4 separate regions of the Homo sapiens genome follow, and all the other regions are linked to region 4. Evidence: chromatin contacts called from ENCODE Hi-C or POLR2A ChIA-PET data. All regions are on one chromosome and are shown on one strand. Each heading gives the region's core, a stretch centred on a gene start or an enhancer-like site at or near the end of the contact. The rest is flanking DNA. Distances are from core to core; before and after follow the strand shown.

What was found. Hi-C counts contacts between places; a loop is a spot of excess contacts on that map. ChIA-PET counts read pairs that join two places held with the same protein, here RNA polymerase II (POLR2A). Pooled maps may share reads with other maps.
Region 1: a pooled map shows a loop between it and region 4 (5-fold over the local background). The contact joins the promoter of APOBEC3G here to the promoter of SUN2 in region 4. A Hi-C loop is called at or near these places in 4 of 37 single-sample maps with no recorded cell type and 3 of 50 pooled maps. POLR2A ChIA-PET finds 5 or more read pairs at or near these places in 5 of 52 experiments (H1, PC-9, WTC11 and 2 more).
Region 2: a pooled map shows a loop between it and region 4 (4-fold over the local background). The contact joins the promoter of APOBEC3D here to the promoter of SUN2 in region 4. A Hi-C loop is called at or near these places in 3 of 37 single-sample maps with no recorded cell type and 4 of 50 pooled maps. POLR2A ChIA-PET finds 5 or more read pairs at or near these places in 3 of 52 experiments (Panc1, WTC11 and activated CD8-positive, alpha-beta memory T cell).
Region 3: a loop to region 4 is called in a pooled map, with 9 times the contacts of the local background. The contact joins the promoter of TPTEP2-CSNK1E here to the promoter of SUN2 in region 4. A Hi-C loop is called at or near these places in 3 of 37 single-sample maps with no recorded cell type and 7 of 50 pooled maps. POLR2A ChIA-PET finds 5 or more read pairs at or near these places in 1 of 52 experiments (activated T-cell).

What each region holds. Positions count from the first base shown.
Region 1 is chr22:39,076,025-39,078,724 of GRCh38, reverse strand. It overlaps APOBEC3G (apolipoprotein B mRNA editing enzyme catalytic subunit 3G), which reads right to left and starts at 1,450. Exons shown (of 8, transcript NM_021822.4): 1 at 1,347-1,450. The coding sequence starts at 1,363. RefSeq lists enhancers at 1,557-1,636, 1,647-1,696.
Region 2 is chr22:39,019,798-39,022,497 of GRCh38, reverse strand. It overlaps APOBEC3D (apolipoprotein B mRNA editing enzyme catalytic subunit 3D), which reads right to left and starts at 1,371. Exons shown (of 7, transcript NM_152426.4): 1 at 962-1,371. The coding sequence starts at 978. APOBEC3C (apolipoprotein B mRNA editing enzyme catalytic subunit 3C) reads right to left here. Exons shown (of 4, transcript NM_014508.3): 4 at 2,146-2,700. RefSeq lists enhancers at 90-929, 930-1,768, 1,508-2,017, 1,769-2,609.
Region 3 is chr22:38,397,498-38,400,197 of GRCh38, reverse strand. It overlaps TPTEP2-CSNK1E (TPTEP2-CSNK1E readthrough), which reads left to right and starts at 1,283. Exons shown (of 15, transcript NM_001289912.2): 1 at 1,283-1,760. It also overlaps the pseudogene TPTEP2. RefSeq lists a silencer at 1,226-1,505 and an enhancer at 1,771-2,554.
Region 4 is chr22:38,754,610-38,757,376 of GRCh38, reverse strand. SUN2 (Sad1 and UNC84 domain containing 2) reads left to right here and starts at 1,379. Exons shown (of 18, transcript NM_015374.3): 1 at 1,379-1,614. RefSeq lists enhancers at 98-237, 2,496-2,565 and silencers at 996-1,545, 1,656-2,005.

The DNA of each region.
Region 1 (2,700 bases), core at 201-2,700, 320 kb before region 4:
AAAAGAGAGAGAGAGACAGAATAAAACTCTTCACCCCAAAATAACAGCTTTTAACCTTTCAGCTCAGTTCCTTCCTGACATTTCACCTCTGTATATTATTATTGTTAAATCATGGTAGAACCGAATTCTGAGGCCCAGGCCAGTCTTCTAAGTGCTGCGCGGGGGTGAGCTCATGTGAGGCTGCCCTAGGCTGGCAGGGGCCATTCCCGTCTTACAGAGGAGGGGCCAGACGCGCAGAGAGGCGGGGTAACCTGCCCAGGCCACAGAGCTGGGGACAAATGGAGTGGGGGCCCCTTTCCAGGCCAGCCCTGTCCAGTCTCTGTATCACTGGCCCTGCAGGAGGCAGCCATTGGGGACCGGGCTCTCTTCTTACTAAATTTTAAAATAACAACATTCCTCCTGATCATTGAGTTTTTTTCCCATATATTCCATGTTTTTTCTTTTGTTTTTGTTTTTTTTTCTTTCAAGACGAAGTTTTGCTCTTGTTGCCCAGGCTGGAGTGCAATGGGGCGACCTCAGCTCACTGCAAACTCCGCCTCCTGGGTTCAATGGATTCTCCTGTCTCAGACTCCCAAGTAGCTGCGATTACAGGCGCCCGCCACCACACCCAGCTAATTTTGCATTTTTAGTAGAGACAGGGTTTATCCATGCTGGTCAGGCTGGTCTTGAACTCCTGACCGCAGGCGATCCGCCCACCTCAGCCTCCCAAAGTGCTGGGATGACAGGTGTGAGCCACCGCACCCGGCCACTATATTCCATGTTACTGGTGTCATTTATAAACAGTGAATGCTGATAGTGGAGGAGGAGCGTGTGTTTGGGGTCATCTGCATCCTCCTCTGCCCACAGTGGAGACATCCTTGGAAGACATGATTTATCCTGTGCTTCAGAGACCATTCCCTCCCCACACCCTCTCCTAAGACTTGGTATTTAAGCAAAGTAAATCTTACAGAAAATCCATCAAAGCCCTGTGAACAAAATTCCACCTTGCTCTACTCATCCTTTGGTTCAATTCTCCCAGTTCCAGAGTTCAGGAATGGCGGGAAGCACACAGAGGGAGCACCCTCCCAGGGCCGGGAGCACCACCCCAGCCATGACTTTCAGGGGAGAGTCTCAGCAGGGGACCTGGGCTGGGACAGATGGGGGAGGCGGCCCATTCAGAAGCAGCAGTGGGGCGACAACACAGCAGGGCAAGGAGCCTGGCTGGGAGTAGGGGGTGCAGGGGAGTCAGAGGGGAGGGAGCCCAGGGCTGGGGCTGGGGCAGGGGAAGGCCAGGGCTGACGCCCAGCAGAGCCACCAGGCAAGAAGGGGCAGCAGAGGGGCCCAGTGGGTAGAGCGGGCAGCGGTACCTGAAGTGAGGCTTCATCCTTGGCCGGCTAGTCCCGACTAAGATCTTTGTCTGGAGCACCAGGGTTTCACTTTCTGCTCCAAGCTTCTGGTTTTAGGACAGCCCTCCCTAAAGTGACCTCCCAGGGCCTCGTAGTCATGGCCCCTCCCGCTTCCTGCTCAGGCGCTGGTGTAGGAGGCCCTGGGACGCTTTATCTTCCTCAGTCTCTCACCCTCTTTCTGGTTTTCTCTGGGGCCCTCCCCCTGGCAGAGGGACCTCTGATAAAGACAGGCCGCTCTGTGCGGCAGGACCCAAGGCAATTGCAAAGGGAAAGAGAAAGTCATTGCAGCCAGCGCCCGGGAGGTGGGTCCACACCAGGCTGAGCCAGCAGAGCACAAGCCCCTCCCCTGGTGGTCCCGCCCAGCTGGAGCCTCCTCTCCACCATCAAGACAGACAGGCTGATGCCTCCGCAGGGACTCCCGGATCCTGCCCTCGGGGATCATCCCAGAGACGGCCCCCACCCAGCGGCCATGGGGACAGGGAGGGAGAGTAAATGGCCAGGCGTCTGCCTCCCCCCAGGCCGTCACCCTCGGAGGCCACCGTGGGAGGGAGGGACAGCAGGTGGGTGTGGGCCTCAGATGTCCCACCGGGATGCCATGCGCGCCCCCACACTGAGCTCTTTCCTTCCTGCTTCTCCTTCTTCCCCATCTCCTGCCCGGAGATCCTCCGTGGTGGGCTGAACTTTTGCCCTCTCTTGTCCCCATGTTATGGAAGGGCAGCGGCTGGTGTCCCAGGCCAGCCTGTCTGGAGCCTCCCTGCGCGTCTCACAGCTCCCTTCCCCTGGTAGCGTGTTCCCATGGCGTGGTGACCTACAAATTACACAAGGGATGCATTTGCAAATGACACTTTATTTCTTGTTAAGGGTGACAGCCTGCAAGGTAGCCATCCAGCAGCCTGGGAAGAGCAGCCTCTGGTTAACACCAGAGACAGACATTTAGAAGCAGGAGGGGTTGGGGCAGGAGCTTTATGCTGAAGGGGTTAGCTAAACATACATATTGAACAGGCTACAGGAGGAGCTATGAATATTCATGTGGGTGGCTGCACTCCATGCTTATTGAACAAACATGCGTGTAACATATGATCCCAGGCGGGCACAGTGGCTCACACCTGTAATCCCAGCATTTTGGGAGGCCGAGGCAGGTGGATCATCTGAGGTCAGTGTCAGGCCGCTGAGCCAGAGCTAAGCCATTGTGACCCCTGTGAACTGCACATATACATCCAGATGGCCTGCAGCAGCCAAGAAGTCTGGAACAGCCAAAAAAACACAAAAGAAGTGAAACAGCCAGTTTCTCCCTTAACTGATTAACCAACCTTAA
Region 2 (2,700 bases), core at 122-2,621, 270 kb before region 4:
TAAAAGATAGCTTTTAACCTTTCAGCTCAATTCCTTCCTGATGTTTCACTCTGCGTGTTAACATTATTTTAAAATCATGGTAGAACCGAATTCTGAGGCCCAGGCCTCTCTTCTAAGTGCTGCGTGGGGGTGGGCTCATGTGAGGCTGCCCTAGGCCTGCAGGGACCATTCCCATCTTACAGAGGAGGGGTCAGAGGCACAGAGAGGTGGGGTAACCTGCCCAGGCCACAGAGCTGGGGACAGTTGGAGCAGGGGCCCCTTTCCAGGCCAGCCCTGTGCAGCCTCTGCATCACGGGCCCTGCAGGAGAAAGCTGTTGGGGACTGGGCTCTCTTTTCACTAAATTTAAAATAAGAGCATTTCTCCTGATCATCGCGTTCTTTCTCACATTCCATGTTACTGGTCATGTTCTAAAAGATGAAGAGTGACCTTGGAGTGGAACCTGTCTGGGGACATCTGCTGACTGTGGAGTCATCCTTGGACGATGTGATTTATCTTGTGCTTCAGAGACCATTCCCTCCCCACACCCTCTCCTAAGACTTTGTATTTAAACAAAGTAAATCTTACAGAAAGTTCATCAAAGCACTGAGAACAAAATGCCTGATTGCCCCAGTCATCCTTTGGTTCAATTCTCCCAGTTCCTGAGCTCAGGAATGGTGGGAAGCACACAGAGGGAGCACCCTCTCAGGGCAGGGAGCACCGGCCTGGCCATGACTTTCAGGGAAGAGTCTCAGGAGGGGGCCTGGACTGTGGCAGGTGGGGAAGGTGGCCCATTCAGAAGCAGCAGTGGGGCGACCACACAGCAGGGCAAGGAGTCTGGCTGGGAGTGGGGGCGGCAGGGAAGCCAGAGGGAAGGAAGTCCAGGGCTGGGGCTGGGGCAGGGGGAGGCCAGGGCTGAGGCCCAGCAGGACCACCAGAAGGAAGGGGCCGGAGGGGCCCTGCGGACATAGTGGGCAGCGGTACCTGATCTGTGGATTCATGTTCAGCCTCTTAGATACGCTTGTCCCAGTCTCCCTCTTTTTTTGAAGTGCTGTGGTTTCACTTCCTGCTTGCGGCTCCTTGCAGTTGGACAGCCCTCCTTAAAGTGACCTCCCGGCCGGGCACGGTGGCTCACGCCTGTAATCCCAGCACTTTGGGAGGCCGAGGCGGGCGGATCACGAGGTCAGGAGTTCGAGACCAGCCTGACCAACATGGAGAAACCCCGTCTCTACTAAAAATACAAAAATTAGCCAGGTGTGGTGACGTGCGCCTGTAATCCCAGCTACTCTGGAGGCTGAGGCAGGAGAATCACTTGAACCTGGGAAGCGGAGGTTGCAGTGAGCCAAGTTCCTGCCACTGCACTCCAGCCTGGGTGAGAGAGCGAGGCTTCCTCTCAAAAAAAAAAAAAAAAAAAGTGACCTCCCAGGGCCTCGTAGTCATGGCCCCTCCCCCTTCCTGCTCAGGCGCTGGTGTAGGAGGCCCTGGGACGCTTTATCTTCCTCAGTCTCTCACCCTCTTTCTGGTTTTCTCTGGGGCCCTCCCCCTGGCAGAGGGACCTCTGATAAAGACAGGCCGCTCTGTGCGGCAGGACCCAAGGCAATTGCAAAGGGAAAGAGAAAGTCATTGCAGCCAGCGCCCGGGAGGTGGGTCCACACCAGGCTGAGCCAGCAGAGCACAAGCCCCTCCCCTGGTGGTCCCGCCCAGCTGGAGCCGCCACTCCACCATCAAGACAGACAGGCTGATGCCTCTGCAGGGACTCCCGGATCCTGCCCTCGGGGATCATCCCAGAGACGGCCCCCACCCAGCGGCCATGGGGACAGGGAGGGAGAGTAAAGGGCCAGGCGTCTGCCTCCCCCCAGGCCTTCACCCTCGGTGGCCACCGTGGGAGGGAGGGACAGCAGGTGGGTGTGGGCCTCAGATGTCCCACCGGGATGCCATGCGCGCCCCCACACTGAGCTCTTTCCTTCCTGCTTCTCCTTCTTCCCCATCTCCTGCCCGAAGATCCTCCGTGTTGGGCTGAACTTTTGCCCTCTCTTGTCCCCATGTTATGGAAGGGCAGCGGCTGGTGTCCCAGGCCAGCCTGTCTGGAGCCTCCCTGCGCGTCTCACAGCTCCCTTCCCATGGTAGCGTGTTCCCATGGCGCGGTGACCTACAAATTACACAAGGGATGCATTTGCAAAGGACACTTTATTTCTTGTTAAGGGTGACAGCCTGCAAGGTAGCCATCCAGCAGCCTGGGAAGAGCAGCCTCTGGTTAACACCAGAGACAGACATTTAGGAGCAGGAGGGGTTTGGGCAGGAGCTTTATGCTGAAGAGGTTGGCTAAACATACATATTCAACAGGCTACAGGAGGAGCTATGAATATTCATGTAGGTGGTTGCAGTCCATGCTTATTGAACAAACATGTGTGGAACATATGATCCCAGCCGGGCATAGTGGCTGATGCCTGTAATCCCAGCACTTGGAGAGGCTGAGACAGGCGGATCACCTGAGGTCAGGAGTTCGAGACCAGTCTGGCCAACATGGTGAGACCCCATCTCTACTAAAACTACAAAATTAACCAGGTGTGGTGATGCATGCCTTTTACTCGGGAGGCTGAAGCAGAAGAATCGCTTAAACTCGGGAGGCGGAGGTTGCAGTGAGTCCAGATTGTGCCATTGCATTCCAGCCTGGACAAGAGGAGCAACACTCTGTCTCAAAAAAAAAAAAAAAAAAAAAAAAG
Region 3 (2,700 bases), core at 34-2,533, 360 kb after region 4:
AATTCACCCAATTTAGTTTTTTAGTGCTGGCCTAAGAATCTACCGGCACTGCTAATTAATTGTGAGTAATTGATTGGCTTCCTTTTTAAAAAAGACTAACCAGACCATATGGGGGGTTAGTAGTTATATATAAAATGACAGCAAAACATGACACTTGGCAAATTCTTCCCCTTTGCTGAGCTGTCTTCTCAAATTCCTTTTCCTATTTATTAAGATTGCATTGCTCACCAGCTCCGGATCGTTTCTGTAGTGCGTTCTTTCTTTTGATTTAGGAAATAGATATTTTAAATGCTTTTCTTGATGTGTTTTAAAGTTTTTTCATTTTGGATATGCCGAAGGCCAGTAAAAAAACAAATATTTGGCTATTTTGTTGGTAGCGACTTGCATAGATCCATTTCACATTTGCATTAGTTTGCATTTTGGGGTAGAAAAATTGTGGATATGTTTGTTATGTCTGTGGTTCCTCGAGGCTTACTTAAAATGGGGAAATATCACAGGCCTTAGGAATCAGGATTTTTTTTGTCCTTTTTTTCAGTAAGAAAAAAAAAACAGTTGGGAAACGATTTAAATGAGTTGTGCGTAGGGAGGAGGGGAAAGGGTAGCGGTTTTTTGTTTTTTTTTGTCCCCGGTTTCCTCCAAATGGATTTCTATCAAAACCAAGTAGATTCTTGGAACCTAGTCTAAGTTTAGAAATCTCAAGTTAGAATAGCGCAAGCCCAGTCCTTTCAGAAAAAAAAAAATCAGAACAATTAAATAGCTTTCTGAAGATACTCATTTAAAAACTTTATCTTCTCGACCTTCCTCACGCTTGAAGAAAATCTGAGGTGTTTTTCGCGCACAGCTGCCTTCTAACCCGCGAGCAACGGCGTTAAGGTTTTGTTTGTAATTCGGGGTGACCCAGGAGTTCGGGCCGCGGGCCCCTCCCCTCGCCCGGGCACACCTTGCAGAGGAGGGGGCGGCGGGGACGGGACCCGGGTCTGCGCCTGCGCACACCCTCGCGGCCCCCCCCGCCCCCCCCGCCGGGTACCTGTCACGGCTACCGCCGCGGCGCTCGCCCGCCACGTTAAATCGGATGGCGGGAGTAGGGGTATGGGGCGGGGGGCGCGGGGAGGGTGGCACGGCGCGTGCGTGCGCGGGAGTCGCCGAGCGATAACTGGGAGTGCGCGCGCTCGCCGCTCGCTCGCGTCCCGGAGGCGGAGTCTGTGGCGGGGGGCGGAGCGGGGGCGGGCCTATGCTAGTCACGTGGGCGCGGGGGCGGGGTGGGGCGGGGCGGGGCGTCTCCGAGCGGCGGGCCGAGGGAGGGCGCAGCAGCTGCTCCCTGAACACTTTCTGACCCAACAGTCCCCCAGCGCCGGACGCGCCGCGCCCTGGCGGCTCTAGGGACCCCCCCCGCGCCTGCACTTAGCCCCGCGCCCGAGGTGAGCCCGGCCCCTAAATCCTCCGGGCGGGGGTGGGGGTGCGGGACGCTCCTTTTTTGTTGGGGGTCTTGGAGGCGCGAAGGCACTAGGCGCCTCGGCAGATGGCTGCACCCCTCGCTTGCGGCTCCCCGTGTCTTTTGGGGGGCCGGGTGCGGGCGCGGAATCCGGGAGGTGTCCGCACAAAAGGCCGAGAAAACTGCGCGAGGCCTCCCTCCCTCCGCCCTCCCCGCCCCCTCCCCTCCGCGCCCGCTCCTCCTCTTTCAAACCCGGCCGGCCCGAGTGGAGTCAGCTCAGTCCCGGCAGCCGCCGCGCGAGGAAATGGCCGAGGGGCCGGAGCCACAGGTAAAGGGGGGCGCCCCCCGCCCGCGCCAGCCGGGGCGCCCGCCTGGTCCTGCGGAGGCTCCCGCGCCGCCCCCGAGGCGCCCGGCTCTCGTTGTCTTGTCCCCCCCCAGGATGACCTCAGTTCCCCGTCTCAGCTTTCTAGCTGCTCTTTCTAGGGCGCCCCCTCCCCAGCCGGCTCCTGCGCTTCCGCTGGCGGGAAGGTGCGGGCGATCCCGGGCTGCATCCGCTCTTGGCCGTCACACTCACGCCGCACGATTCAGAAGGGCTTGGGGTGCGGGGTTCCCTGAATCTCCGCCGGGAGCGGGGGTCCGGGGGTCTGCGGGGGTGGGCGGTGGGGGGCTGTTCCGAAAAGTTGGGTCGCCCCGCGGGGCGGGTCTCCCAATTTGCCCAGTCGGCCCTTGGGGCGCGGGCGGAGGGGGGACGTTGGCGTAGGGTCCCCCGCGATACCCCGGGAAGGGCCGGGGGAAGTTGGAAATGGCCAAAACAATGCGTCGGGACAGGCTTCCCCCGTAAACAATGGCCGGGACGGTCCACACGGGCCAGGCGGAGGGCGCGTCTAAGGGACCGCGGGAGGGGCTGGGCCTCTCCGCGGACCCCGAGGTGCGCCGGGTGACTCCCTCGGGTGCCCAAAAATCTGTCCCCGGGAGTCCTGGGGCGCCTGCTTATCCCTGAGCAGGGATGCACGGGGCTGCGTTTCCTGGATGTGTGCGATAAGGTGGCTTTTTTTTCCCTCCTCTAATTTTAAAGATTTTTCTTAAGTCTTAATGTTCTATAAACACTTAAAGAATATCTTTACAACTCAATTGTAGTGGAACACCCAAAGGCAGCTGGAAGCAGAACTGGGAACTCTAAAGGGCAGGAAGGATTGAAATGCTAGCCCAAAAGTGCTGCTGCTTTTTTTTTTTTTCTTTTCTTTTTTTAAAGGGAAGTTTCTGCCAGG
Region 4 (2,767 bases), core at 130-2,629:
GGATGCTGCCCCTACGTCTGATTTGAATTCTCCTTTCATTGCTCCATCCAGCAGACACTCAGACCAGAGCCAGGCTCGGTACCAGGCTCTGGAGAGCTTGTCCATGTCCTCAAAGAGCTTGCAGTCTAAACCTAGGAGTGATAATGGCCAGCACCGTGGTCTCCAGGAGGGTGGAAGAGCAGGAGACTCTTCTCTTTCCAGAGCAGGCAATGGAGGCCCAGGAAAGGGGACTGTTCTTGTCTGGAGTTGGGCTGAAGCCGCTTTAGCATGAGGGTTTTGCCTTTCCTCAATCCTCCGACCCCACAGCCTTCCTGTTCCTGCCTCGGTGATTTTGTCATTCTTGTCTCGTTTCCTCTTGGTACTTTAAAAGTAAAATAACGACTGTTCATCTGCCCTTAGAAGGGCTGGCACAGAAAGAGATTCATCCCAAGCTGTGCACCTGCTCTATCTGTACAGTTGGCGGATGGGGAGCCAAGGAACAGGACCCCCGGAGTCAGGCAGCATTTTACTCAAACGCTGAGCACTCGTTCCAAGTCTGAGTAAGGTAGAAGAATGAGTGGCCAGCCCTGCCTTCCCACAGCTCAAGTGCAGCAAGCACCGTCCTTAAAACAGAAGAGCTGGCCGGGCGCGGTGGCTCATACCTGTAATCCTAGTACTTTGGGAAGCCGAGGCGGGAGAATCACTGGAGCTCAGGAGTTCGTGACCAGCCTAGGCAAACATAGTGAGATCTCGTCTCTATTTAAATAAAATAGAAAATCTGTTTAAAACAAACAAAAAATAGAAGAGCTGTCGTGAAACTTGGGTGCTCTGGGTAAAGCTTGGGAAGAGGCAGGGCCTCCCAGCATGTCTGGAATCCCCAAATTAGCAACCTGTTTCCTTGTCTGAAAAATGGGTGTAGAAATGGCCGGCTAAGAGGACAACGGCACTGGTGCCGGGTGTTGAGCAAGCCCTCGACAGCCTCACCGAGAGTGCACCAAGGGCCACCCGCGCGCTGCCGCTCCCAGGGCTCCCACCCTCCCCTCGGACGCCGGCCTGGTGAACCAGGCTGCAGGCGCGCGTGGGAGCGCTCAGAGCTGTCTCAGGTGTTCTGAGCCGCCAGATCGGGAGTCCAGTGCCCTGCTGAGCCCGAGCCCCAGCACAGGCTCCCGTCGCGTCCTCCCGCAGCCCGGGGTCCCCGCCCGCCCAGCGCCTCCCACGCGCGGACTCCTAGGCTGAGCGCGCAGGGCAGCGGGGCCCACGCGAGGGCGGGGCGAGCCGGGGCTTTGTGTTCAAACCGGCCAATGGGTGGCGGCGGTGGGCGGTGACGGCCGGCGGGGCCTGACCAATGGGCTGCGGCCTGTCAGCGTTGACTGACAGGCGCACACATACAGAGTCGGCCACACGCGCGCCGCCCGGCCCCACTCGCGCAGCGCGGGCCTCCGCCGGCCGCATTGTCCGCCCGCCCGCCTTGTCCCGCGTCGCCGCTCTTCGCGTGCCCGCGCGCCCCGGGCCCGGCCGCTGTGTCGCCCTGAGCGGAGCGCCGCCCGCGGGATCCCCACGCGGAAAGGGGGCGCGCCCCGGCGGCGGCCTGGCCTCGGACGCCCCCGGCCGGGCTAGAAGCCGCCGCGGCAGCAGGTGAGTGCGGGCGAGCTCAGGAGAGGGTTGGGGGGCCGCGGCCCGGCCTGACCCCGGGTCACCGTCGGGCCACTCGGGCGGGGCCGCGCCGCCAGGCCTGCTTCCTCCTCTCCGGGACGTGCTGGGCCGGATCCAGCCTCCACCCGGGTCCGCGGCCCGCGCCCTGACTCACCTCCTGGCCCCCGCCCCGCCTGCCGCGCCACTGGTCAGCCGGGAGGGCGGTGTCTGCGGGCGGGACTTCCCGGGCAGCCTCCCGGGAGGAGGAGGGCAAAGGCCGACTGCCCCAACCCGGCCCCGGGCAGCGCCTACGGGTTTTGTGCCAGACAGGCCGTTTCCAGGGACAGGCAGTTCCCAGCCTCTGCCTGTCAGAACTCAGGGCCTCAGAGGAAGGCCCGTTTTGTTCAGTTCTAAAACAAAACAAAACAAAGCAATGGGGGGCGCGGTGTGACTTAGAGAGCCAGGAGGCGCGCCTTTGGTGACAATTTCTGCAGGTTTGGCCTGTGGGAATGAGGGCAGAGGGAGTTAGCACCGGGCGTTTGGCAGGTCCCACAAGGGCGTGTGGCCTGGCTGTGCCCAGGGAGTGGAAATGTCACGAGGAAGATGCCCCAGATCTGGTTTAAGTCTGAAGATGGATGGAGATGTTTGTGATGGGGAAGGGCGGAATTGAGAAAGGAAGTCGCCCAGCTGAGAAGTGGGGAAGGATGCTTTCCGATGAGCGTTTCCTAACTGATTGTTAGGGAGGAGGTGGGGCGGGGGTGGTGTCTATTATGATTCGCAGTAGTAGATTTCAGCTCCCAGAGGCTCACTTCTTGTTTTGGAGAATGGGGCCTCGACCTTTTTCATCTTGTGAAACCCAGACTCAATGGTAAACTGTTTTGTGATGCCAGGATGCCGCAGGAAAGACTGAGAGGCATCTCTGGGAGTTCTGGGAGGGCGGAGGCGGGTGCTGACAGTTTTCAGCACTCCCCGCTCAACCTCCATCAGAATATTTAGTTCTTCCCAGCGGCAGCTTGGGTATGGTATAAACATGTTGCCTTGTTTCTGCCCTGGGCAAAGGTGTCACCTCCTTCAGCAGGACAGAGGCTAAGAGGAGTCCCTGTGTGGGCAGCTGGAGCCTTCAGGTAGGGACCGTACGGGCGGGGCAGGGAGGGGG